Regions from separate parts of the Homo sapiens genome. Here region 2 is linked to region 1. Evidence: chromatin loops called from intact Hi-C (ENCODE). Cell type or tissue: IMR-90. All regions are shown on one strand.

What was found. Peaks named below come from ENCODE experiments on the same cell type or tissue, not always from the same donor. Only the 100,000 strongest peaks of a DNase experiment are listed, where the experiment ranks them.
Region 2: it touches region 1 in a loop (7-fold over the local background); 6 of 110 quality-filtered maps call a loop at or near these places.

What each region holds. Positions count from the first base shown.
Region 1 is chr5:135,940,778-135,948,777 of GRCh38, forward strand. It overlaps LECT2 (leukocyte cell derived chemotaxin 2), which reads right to left. Exons shown (of 4, transcript NM_002302.3): 4 at 6,127-6,720. The coding sequence ends at 6,554. It also overlaps the pseudogene FBXL21P. Among named protein-coding and RNA genes, the nearest start is that of LECT2, 10 kb to the right of the region's middle. In IMR-90, a CTCF peak has its summit at 4,392 (motif pointing right); a DNase peak (open chromatin) is centred at 4,404.
Region 2 is chr5:136,016,463-136,024,462 of GRCh38, forward strand. It overlaps LOC105379189 (a long non-coding RNA gene), which reads right to left. Exons shown (of 4, transcript XR_948809.3): 4 at 5,096-5,399. Among named protein-coding and RNA genes, the nearest start is that of TGFBI, 8.5 kb to the right of the region's middle. In IMR-90, a CTCF peak has its summit at 3,093; DNase peaks (open chromatin) are centred at 3,139, 4,149, 4,719, 7,739 and 1 weaker place; H3K27ac peaks cover 5,320 bases.

The DNA.
Region 1 (8,000 bases):
AAAAGATTTCTTAATCTGCAAGGTAGGTATAGTTATAGTAAGTTTCTCCTGAGATATTTTAATTTTACATATATACATATGCTTTTCATTATATACATAATACCTCCTGGCAGCCATGCTCTCAGAAGTTGTTATTAGATAGCTATTTTCACAAATAATGAATAATTAATATTAAATTTAAATTTACAAAATATTATATTAGGATCAGTATGATTCTTTGTTCTTGAGAATTTTTCCCAACTTCCCACAGGAATTCTTTGTGTAGCTGACCGTTGTCAAGGCCTTAGAGAACTGGCGTTGAATTATTACATCCTAACTGATGAACTTTTCCTTGCACTCTCAAGCGAGACTCATGTTAACCTTGAACATCTTCGAATTGATGTTGTGAGTGAAAATCCTGGACAGATTAAATTTCATGCTGTTAAAAAACACAGTTGGGATGCACTTATTAAACATTCCCCTAGAGTTAATGTTGTTATGCACTTCTTTCTATATGAAGAGGAATTCGAGACGTTCTTCAAAGAAGAAACCCCTGTTACTCACCTTTATTTTGGTCGTTCAGTCAGCAAAGTGGTTTTAGGACGGGTAGGTCTCAACTGTCCTCGACTGATTGAGTTAGTGGTGTGTGCTAATGATCTTCAGCCTCTTGATAATGAACTTATTTGTATTGCTGAACACTGTACAAACCTAACAGCCTTGGGCCTCAGCAAATGTGAAGTTAGCTGCAGTGCCTTCATCAGGTTTGTAAGACTGTGTGAGAGAAGGTTAACACAGCTCTCTGTAATGGAGGAAGTTTTGATCCCTGATGAGGATTATAGCCTAGATGAAATTCACACTGAAGTCTCCAAATACCTGGGAAGAGTATGGTTCCCTGATGTGATGCCTCTCTGGTAATGGGCTGCCAAAGATTCTGAAATTGTTGTTGTTGTTTTTTTAATCAGTATGATTAGCTGCTTTCTATCTAAGCAAATGTAAATTTTAAAATGTGTTGCTGCTGTATTTTAGGTCAAATATTTGATTGTTTGCAAACTGTCGTGATGGATTGCTGCAGAAACATTTGGAAAAAAATAAGAAATTTGAAAAGCAAGAAATTGCTGTAAATAGGGCACAAGCCCTGTATATGGATTAGATGGTCGATATGCCAAAAACTACAGATGGTTTCTAAGTAGATTTCTCACCTTTCCTTGGAGGCATATTGTAGCTTGCTAAGTAAGTGTGTAATATTGAACTTGGATTCTGTAAAGTTATGTCATTTGCTTTATTACATTGTTTTATTTGATTCTATTTTATCTTGGTATTAATATATTTTATAAAATATAAAATATTTTAAAGCTTATTTAACTATAACATTTTTAGCACCCTATGAGATCATCTTGTGATTCAGTAAAAAACTTCTAATTTCCAAAGTACTTCAGATTCTACTTTATTATATTGAGAGATAATGGACATTCGATTAAAATTTAAAAATACTAATTCATTTCATAATGATACTGAGGTGAAAAGACAAGAGATAGTCATTCTGATTGTTAGTTGGTAGACTATTTGAATAAAGCAGTAAATGTTGCAGGATGTGTTTGGGAGGGAATCAGCATTTGCTGCCTCCTGCTATGGATCTGGAACTGTGCCAGATCCTTTGTATAAGTGATCTTAGAATTTAATTAGCAACACAGTTAGAACTCCTTAGTGGCTGCTTATTGTCTTGAGGGTGAAGATCTAGCCTTAAAATAACCCACAAGGTCCTGCAAGGTCTGGTCCCTCCCTGCTTCTTTTGCCTCATTTCCCATCAAGCTGCCCCTTGCCCTTCAGTTCCCATTTCCTCTCAGTTCCTTAGAACTGTCCTGCACCCTCTAGTCACAAGGAATTCACTCGTATCTCTCTTTGCCTGGCTTACTCTCTGTGCTCCTCAGATCTTTCCTCTAGCTGTATGTCCTTGATCATGGAAGCCTTCCTGGACACCCAGCCCATTCCCTGCTCTTAGGTCAGGTCCACGATGTGCACTCTGTGCAGGGCACTCAGCACCCTGGCTTTACTGTGCGGCACTTATCCCTGTTATAATTCATTACTTACTGGTCTGATTATTACCTGTTTGTTCCATTGCACTGTAAACTCCATCAGTGCAATATCCTTGCTGTTTTTTGCTCACTGTTTTATCCCCAGAATCTGCCATGCTAGTGGTTAGCACGTAGTAAGCACTCAATAAATTTTACGTAAGTACTTTGGTTTTCAAGCTTGTTCCACTCAGTTTGCCCCACAGTATCTTAAATTTTGAATAAATCAATTAAAATAAAAAGAGAGAATTAAATATGTTCATCACTTTCCAGTTTGGAATATTAGGAAAAAATTATAAGTATTTTTACCTATTAAGCAATTAGAATACATTGTGATGTGTAAATGGCAGTTTAAAAAATAGCACTTTCATATCCCTGTATTTAGAGACTATGTTTGTGTGTACATTCTCACCACTGTGCCATGTTATTTCTCACTATAAGCTCTGTAAGGCTTCTCATATCTACCTATGTGTTCCTCCCTCTCAGAGCAGTATTGCTACATTAGTAATTACTCCATAAATGCTAGTGGAGCTGATTTTACTGGTTAAAAAAAATAAAACCAATTTCTTGAGGACGGGGATGGTACTACAATTACAGATAATACAATTTATACTTTAAGATTTCAGGAGGATACAGAAGCATCATATAATACAGGACTTAAAACCTGATTAGGGGCCAGGTGTGGTGGCTCACGCCTGTAATTCCAGCACTTTGGGAGGCCGAGGCAGGTGGATCACAAGGTCAGGAGTTTGAGACCAGCCTGGCCAATATGGTGAAACCCCGTTCTACTAAAAATACAAAAATTAGCGTGGGTTGGTGGTGGTCGCCTGTAGTTCCAGCTACTTGGGAGGCTGAGGCAGGAGAATTGCTTGAACCCAGGAGACGGAGGTTGCAGTGAGCCGGGATCATGCCACTGCATTCCAGCCTGGGCAACAGAGCAAGACTCCATCTCATAACAAAACAAAACAAAACAAAATGAAACAAAACCTGATTAGGATAACAGGACAAACAAAAGAAATAGCTTAACAGAGATGGAGTTGGGGATCAGAGCAGTGGTGGACATTCTGAAGGGATAAGCCTCTGGTCTCACCTGGGATCACTCTACCATGATATATTCTAGGAGGAGTTGGGAGTATACATACCCGAATGGTTAGGTGATAGAATGCCAGTGGAGTTTGCACTGAGGATAATGAAGCAAAACAGAGGGACTAGAGAAGGGAGGTTGGGGGTGAGTTTCTCCCCATTGTCGACTAGTATGGAGAGATGATGAGTACCATTGGCCTCTTCTACATAGAATAAGAAGGTGCTGCTCTAAATTGTGCTTTTTAGTGGCCCAGTAGTTGAACCTAGTGAACTAAGCACTATAATGAATCTTAGAGCAAAACTCAGAGTAAATCTAAGTTCATGAACTCATGTAAATTACCTTGATTGGCCTGACTTACTGGGTAAGTAAATGGAAGAGTAAAACATTCCTACAACAGCCAAAAATAAGACAAGAACTTATAGAGTATTTTAAATGTTTTATCTAATGAAAATGTCTCTACTTTGGAAGTCTATGAAAAGTACTGTTTACTTAAAACTAGTGGATTCTAGATAAAGGATTTGACATTAAGTGGGTTTCAAACTTTAGTCTTTGGAGAATATTTTAGTTCTGTAAGCAAACTTTTTCATGTTAAAAGTGTTTACATTTGTTAGATGATTCTGGAGAAGTTTGGATAATTTTGTGGGCAAAAATTTGGTAAATGGAGAGAATGGGGGAAAGGTCTTACTGTAGGTTGTGCTGAAGAAACACAAAAATAGGATGCTCATATTTTTTGTTTTTCCTTCCTTGTGATCCTTGCTGGCCTCATTTGTATTGTACCAAATATGGGAGAGGTGAGTCAGGAAGCAAGCCTATTTTTCATGGGTATTATTATTAATAACATGTCACAGAGGCAACAGGTATGTGATTACTGTAATATGCCACTGAGTGTGATAAATGTCAAATGGATGCAAGGATTCTTCCTTTTGTAGCCTGGCCTCTTAAATTGGCCACTTACCTCCTTCTTTTTCTTCTATTAAATTTATCTCTTGCAGATAATTCAAAACATTTTCAAAGTAAATATTGGTTTTATTCACATTATTAATGTGTAGCTATCAAACCTGACAGAATAATATCACAATTTTTGAAGTGTATATTATCATCATGGTTACTAATGAAAAGTAAGTTTCTCCATACTGTTACCCCTTTGCCATTCAAACCTTTGTAACATTTTTATGCTTAAGTCAAACGTTTTGACATCCAAACCTAAAAGACAAGGGGGAAAATAACACGGATTTGTTGTTGCACTAGAGGGCGCTGTATTCCAGTTCTTCCTGAGAAATAAGTCCTTTGGTCCAAAGTTTGCATTTCCATTGAGCAGATGTGAGAAGGCTGAGGGGAAGGCAATGTCCCTGCTCTACCTTGAGGAATTTCTCCATTCCAGGTCATGAGTCTGGTTTTTAAAACAATATCCATATCCACCTGTGTTTTGCCTCCTAAATAATCAGAAGGATGATTATTTGGAAAACTAAGCTTATATTTTATTGTGCAAATATTTCAGAGTTTCTTTTAAAATTGCCTTTAAGAGCTGATGTGCTATTTCCTTTTTGTGTGTCCTCAGTGGTGTACAGCATTTATTTTTTGAAAGCCAAATTTCTGGAAACAACCTAAAGTTATTTGGTACCAAGGAGATGCATATTCAAATCAGACAGTGCTAGATATAGTTTGCCATTGAAAGTAATAGCAAAAACCGTGATTACTTTTGCACCAACCTAATAGATATAAGAAGGTGCTAAATGTGTGACATAGATTCTCAATTACCTGAGAGTCATCATGATAACTCTTTCTTCCTGGCCACCCACTGCAAGTCCTGTTGCTTCTGTGACATGTTATTCATAATAATAAATACCCATGAAATCACCTCCCAACTGCAAAACTACAGCACTGATAGTAACTTATATCTTTCTGTGTGGTTCTCTCTATCTAGTTATGAGTTAACTAGAGTTCATTATTTTCTTGCTCGCCTTCGTATATGATTTTGTTATATAAAAAGGAAATTGTATTTTAACTGTTTTAATGTTATAAAAAGAATTATCATCCATTATGTAATCTTCTGGACTTTTTAAAACTTAAAATTATATTGCCATGATTCATTCAGGTCATTATGTTTAGCTGAAGTTCATTTATTGTGACTGCTGTTGACTATTACATTCTATAACTTTGAGATTATTTATTGGATTTCACTGTTGATGGGCATTTAGGTCACTGAAGGTTTTGCTATGAAAAATAGTGATATCATGAACATTCTCATACATATGCCCTGATACACAAATGCAGCCATTTCTCTAACAATAAACTTCAGTTAATTATGTTTTCCTCTAACAATCTACACATAAGAATATAATCATTCTGCTGGCATTTTCTGCATTCCGAACAAATTTAAGCAGAAATTCATGAAGTTTCCAGAATGATTAGTTCAATGTATTCATTTCTTACCAACTGGCTAAACTCTAAGGAGCCAGAATTATTTCTGGTCCTTTGGACATTTGTATGGTCTTGTTTCCTCATAGTACCTGTTGTCAATATAACTAAGACAGAATAACATAGATATAATACAATGATGTGTAGAAATAAGTAGCTGTAATATGCATATGGCTAGATGAAGTTGACAGGCCCAATTCCATGAGACACTTCAGATAAAGGTAGGCCTCATTCTCACTCTAGTCCTTCCTGTAGTGCAGCCTCACTGTTTTCTTGGGATATGTTTTCTTGGACTGCCATCATTCATAATCATGTGGGTGAGTGGATGGAAATACCAGCAAATCCTTTATTATCCATGAAAGCAGCTCTCTCTCCAACCAATATGATAAACCTAAGGATATTGCTGAGAGTCTACTACCTAAACTCAACTTATTCATTGAATATGTATTAAATGTATACTAAATCTAGCATTATAAACCACTCACTGTTCTTGTACCATAGAAACACTTTCAGGCTTTTTCTTATTTTCAAGCAGAAAGGTTGCTAGTTTTAGAGGTGTCAAAAATGCAGCCTGGCCCAGCGTAAGTTCTCTTGTTTATTTATCTTAGATCTTCGGGACTGAGAAATCTAAAAAATAAAACCACTCAGATTCCATAGGTGACAGATCAAAGAGCCCGAAGCAACCAGTTCACATGAACATCAGAGTGACAATGAGTTAAAATCAAAATGTTTTCTTTCTTGCATTTATCATGTTTCTATTTAAACTCAAATTTCCTTTTTTTAATTAAAAAATTTTTGTGGGTACATAGGTGTATTTGTTTATGAGGTACGTGAGATGTTTTGATACAGGCATGCAATGTGTAATAATCATGTCATGGAAAATGGGGTATCCATCCCTTCATGCATTTTTCCTTTGTGAACACAAATTTCTTGAAGAGAAGGGTATGCATCCAGGTTTTTAAGATGACTTTTTATTTTGAAGATCTGACCATTGGCCTTCGATTTACAGGTATGCAGTAGGGTCACTCGAGTCACAGTTTTCAATGTGCACATGCGATTGTATGCCAGGATAAACTTTCTGCAAGGGCAATAGAGTTCCAAGTTTTTCTCCCTTCTTAATAGGACCTTTATACTTAATTGGCTTAATGTAGAACATTTTGACACAAAAACCTAAAAGAAAATAAGTATAATTATTTATCTGGGCTTCAGTAATCTTGAATCTGAAATTAAAAAAATAACAAATGGACAAAAAATAAAAAAAAGAATGTTGAATGAACTCAGGAGAGGAATAGATGAAAATGACAAAATGATATTAAAAAGGAAGACTAAATTACAAGATGCCAAAGGAAGAATAGATTCAAATGAAACGCTAATAAAGGCATTGAAGAATAATAGCAGGAAAATACTAGCTAGTTAGAAAAGGTGAGCCCTGAACAATGTCAACTCCAAAACATATTCTGATAGAATGATTGGACTTTAGAGATAAAGAAAAATAGAAATAACTGGAACAAAAATACAAACTTTGCTAAATATCAAAAGAATTAAAAAGGCAAAGACCCAAGTAGAGAAATAGAGTACAATATAATAATTATACAATAAAATGGTGTTGGGTACAAATACAGGAGTCATGTCTATAAATGTGAATGGCCTTATCTTGCCTATTAAAAGATGTCCCATTGGGTTGAAAAGCAAACCCCAATTGAATGCTGTATGGAATAAAACACAGCGATTGAAAAGGCTGAAAGTGAAGAGCTGGACAAAGATTTGCCAAGCACATGGACAAAGATTTGCCAAGCAATAAGAAAGCAAGGGCTATTGTCCTGTTACCAGAAGAGTGGAAATCAGGCCAAAAGGCATTGAAACAAGACGAAGATAATGTAAGAGGGTAAATGCCACAAGTCACAATGAAGATATAACAGTTACAACTATCCATGCACTAAATAGCACAAGTCATCTATATAAAGCAGACACTACAAGAGATGCCAGGAAACATAGATAGAAACCCACCAATAATAGGAGACTTTGATACACTAGTGGCACTGCAAACCGGTCAAGTGAGCATAAAAATAAGGCTGTAAAATTATGCTGTCCAATATGGTAGCCACTAGCCACATGTGGTTATGCAGCACTTGAAAGGTAGTTAATATGAATTGAGATGTGCTTTAATGGTAAAATACACAGTGGATTTTGAAGACTTAGTATTTAAAAATGTAAAATATCTCAATAATTTTTGTATTACATATTGATATAATACTTTGAAAATATTGAGTTAAATAAAATACTAAAATACCATGTTTTTTTACTTCAACATGGCTACTAGAAAATTTAAAATAATAATAATAATAATTATTATTATTATTTTTTTGAGACGGAGTCTTGCTGTGTCACCCAGGCTGGAGTGCAGTGGCGCGATCTCGGCTCACTGCAGGCTCCGCCTCCCGGGTTCACGC
Region 2 (8,000 bases), 76 kb after region 1:
CTTACCAGCTTACCATGGGGCATTGTGCCAGGACTTCTAACAAAGGGGAATTAGAAAAGGCAGCCTCTCAATGTTCAATTAGAGTTTATAATAATAGCAAACATTTATACAGAAGTGTGGAGCAGTCCTTTTTCTAAGTACTTTACATAAAATTATCTCATATAATCCTCCTAATAGTCCTGTAAGTAGGTATTATTCTTATTCTCAATTTGCAGAAAACATTGACATAGAAGCAGTTAAGTAACTCATCCAAGGCTGGTATGAGGGACAGAGTTGAGATATGGCAGAGATTTTCTATCAACTGCATAAACTCAATCTAAAGTTCCAATATTTTGACAAAAACGTAATGTAATGCTCATATTCAAAATACAATGCTCTGACATCTTTTACAGTTATTTAAACACATGATAAAAAATCTTTATAAGTCAACTTTAAAATGTGCAAAAAAGGTCAATTCTTTGAGTTGGGTTGTGAGCAAAATATTTGAAGATCATTGATTTTGAGCCAAACAGCCCTGGCTATGACTCTTGGCTTAGTCACTATGCCATCTTGGCCAAATCCCACTCTTTCTGAGGCTTAGTCTCTCATCTGTAAAAATGGGGACAACCATCTCAGCAGGGTTGTTGAAAAGATCAAATGAGACAGCCCAAGAAGTGGCCTGGCCTGCAGCCAACTCAGGGTGAATGGCAAGTATTATTAATGTGGTTGGCGTCTGGCAAATCTTGGCATGTGGTAAGAGCTCCATGAATGTGAGTGCCCTTCCCCTTAGTAATGGTTCCCAGATTTGATTCCCATGGAAGCCTAGACATCTTGTGGAGAGGGAGGGGGTAGCATGAGGCCCCCAAGTTTCATGCCTCCCATTGTTTTCCCTTTTCAACTTCCTCAAAGAACATCTCAAAATGCACCTCCCCCAAGTTGCCTTCCCTGACTAATACAGCTTCACAGTGACCTTTCTCTTTCATCATTTGACTGGCTCATGCCAGGCACTCCATAGTTAATTAACCAATGAATGAATGAATACCGGGAATGGGGTAGTGAAGAAGGCAGGCATTATCCCTGCCCTCATCAAACTTGCCGTCTGGTAGAGAAAACAGACATGTCACTGATAGATGCTATGGTGGGAGAAGAAAAGGAGCCAGTAAAAGCCCACAGAAAGGGCACCTACCCAGGCTGAAGGCATCAAGGAAGGCCTCCCAGAGAAAGTGTGGTCTAAATTAAAATCTCATGGACACATGGAAGCCAGACAGCAAGAATAAAGGTCTGTGTTCACAGGTTTGGAGGTGGAAAAAAAGCATGCTAGGTTCAGAGAACTGAAAATATTTTAGTAAATTGGCTATAAAAATGTATGTTTTCCAGTCTTGAACTTGATTTCTTGCCTTTCCTTGGCCTTCACAGACAATGGTGTGCTTCTGGAAGACATGAAGGACCTTCTACATCTTTTGTGTTTACCCTGTATTTGCTTGACTATGCAATATCCACAGCTGACACTTTAATAAATGCTTAGTGGGTGTGGAACTTACTAGAAAAGGAGACCTCTCCGAAGCTTCCTTGGAGCTCATTTCATACATTCCCTGGGCCTGGGCAGCACTGTATAGAATCCCTTCTGGCCAGAAAGGGGCTAACAGAATCCACCTACTGGCCCTTAAGACATGTATCTACAGGAAGCCATGCTCTGAAATATCTTTTCATGCATTATCCCAAACTCAGGGTTATGTATTAATAGGAGCATTTCACCTGCAAGGGATATTCATAACCAGTGGCCTTGGGGCTGGGGCTCTGATCCTGTGGGATGGATGAATGGCAATGGATGGCTTGTCTCATTCTGCATTTCCTGTCCAAGACCAAGGAAAGGCACAGGGTTGGCAGGAGGGATGAGAGAGCAGGATTGTCCATTCAGACTCTGGCTCTATCATGGACAGGTCAGATCCAGTCACCAGTAGATGGACTCGGCCTTTCTTGCTGTCCCAAAGTGGCCCTTGCTAGCCATCTGTTCTCCTCTTCTCACACCCTTCAAGGCTTTCTGATCAAGTCCACAAAATTGACTCGTGCAAATGACACTGGGAAATAAGCTGTGGTCACCAACAAGTCAAAACCAGCTGAGATCGGATATTTCTTTTGAGGCATGAAAACAAAGATTTTTGGTAATCTTTTAGAGCATTCCTAGCTGGAAACTTTTCCCGGAAATCCATAAGTTAAGTGCTCCTTGTGTCCTAGAGAGCAATGAAATTTATTCTTACACCATCCACACCAACTGAACGCTAGTTATGATAGGCTCTAAGGTGGTCCATGATACCATCGCATACATAGGTAAGCTTACTTCCTGTGTGTCTGCTGGAGAAAGCTGTGTTTATGCCAAATGAATTTATGTTTCCAGTTTTCAAAATTCAGAGCTGATTTTCCCTGGTTTGTGGCAAGCGGGTTGGCCAGCAAATGAAAATCAGCAGGAGGAGACTTTCCCAAAAGTCAAAGGAGGATGGAAGCAGAATGTGAGAAGTCTGAGCTCAGCTAGCCTGGTCTCCAAGCCTTGGGCAACATGCAGCCTGCCTGGTACGTGACCAAGGTCTGAGGTCAAAGGTGAGATTCCACACACATGGAGACAGGCCAGTTGAACCATGCCAGAAACTACCACTTCCTAAGTGCACATCTTTTCTCTACTGAAAGCAGACCCAACTGTCCTTAGTGAGTCCTTTAATATGTCTGTTTTGTGTCATGCGTATGTGACTCCTCTTAGGCACCCTGAAGTCAGGAACAATCTTCTCTCACCTCTCCCCTCCAGAACACTAGCGGAAGCAACCATTTCATCTATGATAAGAATAGGACCCTGAGCTGACGACTTCCTGCATATCATTTCCTTGGTGATGAGATGTTTTTACCCCAAATCCAGCCGTGTCTTTCCCTGTTGTTTAGGATTATTAGATGTATGCACTTTTCTACCACCTTCTTCTTCAAGAGACATCTTGCACTGAGGTTCTTGTGTCATTTGCTGTTCCTAGCGTATGCCAGGTAAACATTCAGCAAGAGGCAAATGCTTTCAGCCACGTGAGACCTCTGAAAGGAAAACACAAGCAGGCCTTCTGCCGGAACCAGTAGCCGCCTGCTGTTAGCTGGGGAGAAAGGACTTTCATTCGTTTTTGTCATCAAGCTGATACTGTGCCAACACCCACATCTGGAAACAGTTATCAAGAAAGAAGAGGCATGCAAGCCTGGGTCTCATGACCCTGCAGCCTTCCTTTCTGCTGCTCTATTTATTAACATACTGATTTAGAGTGATCAACCTATGTCCCCAGAGTAAGTTACAGAAACTAAATTTTTAAAAGGCCACTGCCGTCACACCACTTCACGAAAACAGGCCAAGGTCTAACTTATGGGGTCTTGGATGGAGTTTGTATCTAAATAAACACATTTTAAAGTTGCTTATTGTGTTGTACTTTAATCACTGAGCCAAGCCTTTTTAAGCTTTGTCTTGAGCTCTGTGCCCCTCCTCAGCTTGGCAGAACTCTGTCCTGTCAGTCTCAAGGGCTTGATAGAATTTGTACTTATTGGATCTGGACACACAGATAGAGGAGTCTGTTATTTGCACATCACACAGACCCACACACACAGATACACACTTGTTGCCCTTCCTTGCCTCCTTCACTGTAAGTAACTAGAAATTTAAGAAGGAACCTGAATTATGTTTGTGTAGCACCAGTGCTATGTGATGTTAGTTGCTGATCGTGCCCCAAAGGTATAAATAGACTCCACAAGGGCTAGGGGCCTACCTTGAGGCTTATTGGTTTTGGAGTTTGAAAAGTGCCCACAGAGAAGACTTGAACCTATCTTTGAGAAGGACCAAATCAAGTCATAAGATATTTAGTAGATCTCTCTACAATAGAGGGAGGAATAAACGTGGCCATTAAGAGTGAATACAGAGGAAAGCATTTCTTTCAGGCTTATATATGTCTCAGGAATTGTAAAGCGCTAACAAGAACCAGAAATTCAGACCAGCAATCCTGTCTCTAGTACTAACCCCGTCTCCGGTTTCTGTTTTGATGAGTTGCAGTCTACCTTGATGACTTGGCTTCACTGTCCACCAGATGATGAATCATCCCTTCTGGGAAGAATCTGGTTTCCCTCCGGCTACCCCAAACTCCCCCCGCCAATCCTTGCTACCCTCCCACCCCCGTTGTGTGGTGTGTGGTTGGGTACTTCCCTTTGGAGTCCTTTTGGGTATAGCCATGCATTTGGCACTTATTTCATTGTATATGTGCCTGGCTCCCCACCAAAGAATGACTCACTTGTGTCTAGAACCGTAATAAGCAGCCGACTGCTGGGCTCCTAACATGAACTCAGTAAATATTGGTAGAATCGATCAAGAACCACTTTCTGGAGCAAGCTGGTTGTTCATATGTTGTCAGTAGTAGTTTTTAAAAATAATGTAGAATAACAGGACTAACTGAACTTCTGGTTAGACTGTTACTTCAGGAATGTGCTAACTAACGTGGGAAAATCTTTTCTAGGCACCCTGGAGGTCATTTTAATTTTTTTGTTGTCCTGGGATTTTGGTGTATCAAATGTTCATTGAAATGACCGTGCCACGAGTTTGAAGATTTCTCAGGCACATTTAATTGCTATTTCATCAGTAATTAAATGAGGAATTAAAGGTTGTTGAGGATTACTAAGCAATTCTAGTTGATCCACTGAAAGGAATGCTGATTCATGGTCATCTAGAGAGTGATCCAGCAGCTCAGGTCCCCTGTCTGTCTGGAGAAGGGGATGAGTGGCTGCGTGCTGGCTGCTTTCTTCCCCAAGCCTGCCTCACTTACCACAGCAGCTGCTAGAGTCTTGCTCAGTGAAAATGTGTTCAAGGGAGAAGGTTTGAAGGTTGTATTAGTTCGTTTTCATGCTGCTGTTAAAGACATACCTGAGACTGGGTAATTTATACAGAAAAAGAGGTTTAATGGACTCACAGTTCCACGTGGCTGGGGAGGCCTCACAATCATGGTGGAAGGTGAAATGCATGTCTTACACGGTGGCAGACAAGAGAGAATGTGAGCCAAGCAAAAGAGATTTCCCCTTATAAAATCATCAGATCTCATGAGAGTTATTCATTACCACGAGAACAGTATGGGGGAAGGTACCACCATGATTCGATTATCTCCCACCCGGTCCCTCCCACAACACGTGGGAATTATGGGAGCTACAGTTCAAGATGGGATTTGGGTGGGGACGCAGCCAAACCATATCAAGGATTTTCCAAAAATATGCAACTACCCTAGCTGGGGAGGGGGTGCATAGTGGTTTAGGTAGGACAAGTACTTAGGGCTGGGCTGCCTGTGTTCAAGTGCTGGCTCTCCTACCCACTAGCTTTGTCACCACTCCAACAAACTTCTTCACCTCTCCAGCCTTGCCTTCTTCATCTGGAAAACAGAAAAGAGAACAGTACTCAACCCATAAGAGTATTTTAAGGATGGAATGACTTAACACATAAAGGTATTGAGAATAGTACCTGACATTGGTAAACTCTTATTTTTCTTTAATAAGCCAGTATTCTACGTGGGCACATGCATGCACTGTTTTTTTTTTCCTACTGTTTTTTTTTTTCCTTCTGCTTTCTTCCCTGCATCATTCTCAAACGTATAGCCTTTCCTAAACATAGCCTCATCTGGAGGAAGCTTGGAGGCTAATTCTTGCTTTTGTTGTCTTTAGAAGCAGAAATCATTCTAAACATTTGTATCTTAACTACAGAGCACTATGTGGTTTATGTAGAGCACAGCATTCACCCCATTCCTGTCCCAGTGAAATATGAGGAGTCCCATGGATGGAAGACTGAGGAAGAAAATGCTGGGAAAGACTGGGGAAGGGTGTGTTATGGCTGGCCTGCCACTGGGCCCAGTGCCCAATCGTTAGATGAGGGGCAGTGGAGGGTCCAGAGAAGTCTGGGGTGGGTATCATGGGGCACTCTACATGGGGTTTAATTTTTGTCCTTTCATGCCAGGGCAAAGGTGCTGATCTGGACAATGAGCAAGTTCTAAAATGTTAAAACCAGCAGGCAAAATATGGTGGCTCTCATCTCACCAGCTCTTTAGCCTGCACAAATTAATTTCTATACCATGGATTTGAATGTCCAGGGTGTTTTGGAGTAGGGTGGATCGGGTCAGGATAGCAGCAAATTCTTAGGAATTTTGAAAATGGCTCTCAGGATGGCTGCTGTGGAGCCATCAGTCATGGCTGCATCAACCCTGCTTCCCCTTTCTACCTTCTAATGCTGGCACAACATTGCAGCTGGGGAAGCAGAGACTTTCTTTCACCTAGCATGAGGGAGCTTCCAAAGGATCAGGATGTGATGTTGGGAGCACCGGCCCCAGAGAAGCTCGATCCTTCTCCTTCGTGCTGGGACTTAAGGCCTGTGCTAGGGAAGCTGGAGAGGGAGCCAGGTCCGATGTTCTTTAAAGCCCTTCAGAATCCCTGCCTGACCCAGAGGGCCACGCAAATGAGTCTAGTCCACAGCATATGGTGGAGCAGTCACCTACAGCAGAGCCAACAAATGTCTTTGTCTATTCTGACCACTCTATTAGAATAAGTGTGAATTATGCTAGAAAGAATTTAGGAAGCCAGTCAACTGATGGATCCGCAAATGCTAACTGGGCTCCGTGCTGACTTATTAGGAGGCTGTTAGAGAATCAGAGGAACAAACACATGGGCTCACTGTGATGACGGATGTTAGACTTCAAAAAGGAGAGGCTCCATCCAGTGGGAGAGCCACGGAAGGGAGACCAGCTGAAAAAACAGCAGCCCAGAGAGGTGAAGGAATTTGCCTGAGCAAAGCTTCTTAGCAAAGCTGGTTTTGGAGGGAGAGTATCGCATACGTGTGTAGAGGCAAAGAAGGAGCACAGTGCTCACTACACGGGGAGCAGAGCAAGGCTGGGGGTGGGGGGCTGAGTGGGTGGAAGAGGCACAGGCTGGCCCTGCAAGAGCCCAGGCTGAGACTGGGACACAGGGAAAGCAGGTTACATGAAGCAAAGGGGGAATTTTGCAGAGGACTTTAGAAGCCAGGTACAGTAGAAAGAGGGCAATACATGGGAAGTTCTTTCAGTATAGGGATTATGGATGTGTGTGTTCCTCTTATCTAGCCTTTTCAGTATTTTTTAAGGTTTTTCTTTTTTTGGTAATGTGCCTGTATTCCTTTTTAACATGGTGGGGTGCTGGGGAGGATAAAATGTTCATCAAAAAAATAAATAAACAATCAGAGAAGTCTGGATTTTCTTTTACAAACAATAGAAGCCATCGGGAGTGTCCTAGGAGTGCAGTGTTTTGGTAGAAGTGTTTTAGGAAGATAAGACCAGCCACGTTGGGAGATGGTTGGCTGGGGTGGCAGCTGATGTCAGACTGGCTGGAGGCTGTGGGTGGTGAGAGGTAAGGCAGTGGGGAGCTGGAGTATTTGAGTAGCAAAAGAGGGAACAGAAGCATCTAGGAGAGATTTGGAAAGAACACCTGCAGGATCTTGGTGACTGATTGCACGTGGGGGACCAGAGAGCAGGGACAGGCAAAACTGAATGCAAGGTTTCCAACCTTGAGCGGCACCACAGGCAAGAATGAAGAAATGAAGAAGGGGAGCTGGACGAAAGAGCCAAGGGATTTCTGCATTTTGGAATGAATTGCTGCTGGGTGGTGTCCATTTCCCTGAAGGCCTTTATCCTACGTGCAAGAAAACTCGTGGGAAGCAGAGGAAAGGCATGTGTAAGCCAACAATCATCTGTGGGCATCCTTCCACTAAAGTATTTGAGGTCAGGCAACTAAAGCAACCTCAAAAGTGCCTCTGGATTCTTCTTAGATATTTTAGCTGAGCCAAATCAATGAAACTCTCATGAAAAATCGGTTTCCCTGGAAAATGAAATTGGGTTCTAACCAACAAGTAGCATTTGGCAGGCCCTGATTAAGAAAGCCAGTGTTTGGAGAAGTTGTGAAAACAGCCAAGTCATTTAAGAAACTAAACACTGGGGCCTAATGCCATTCTAGGG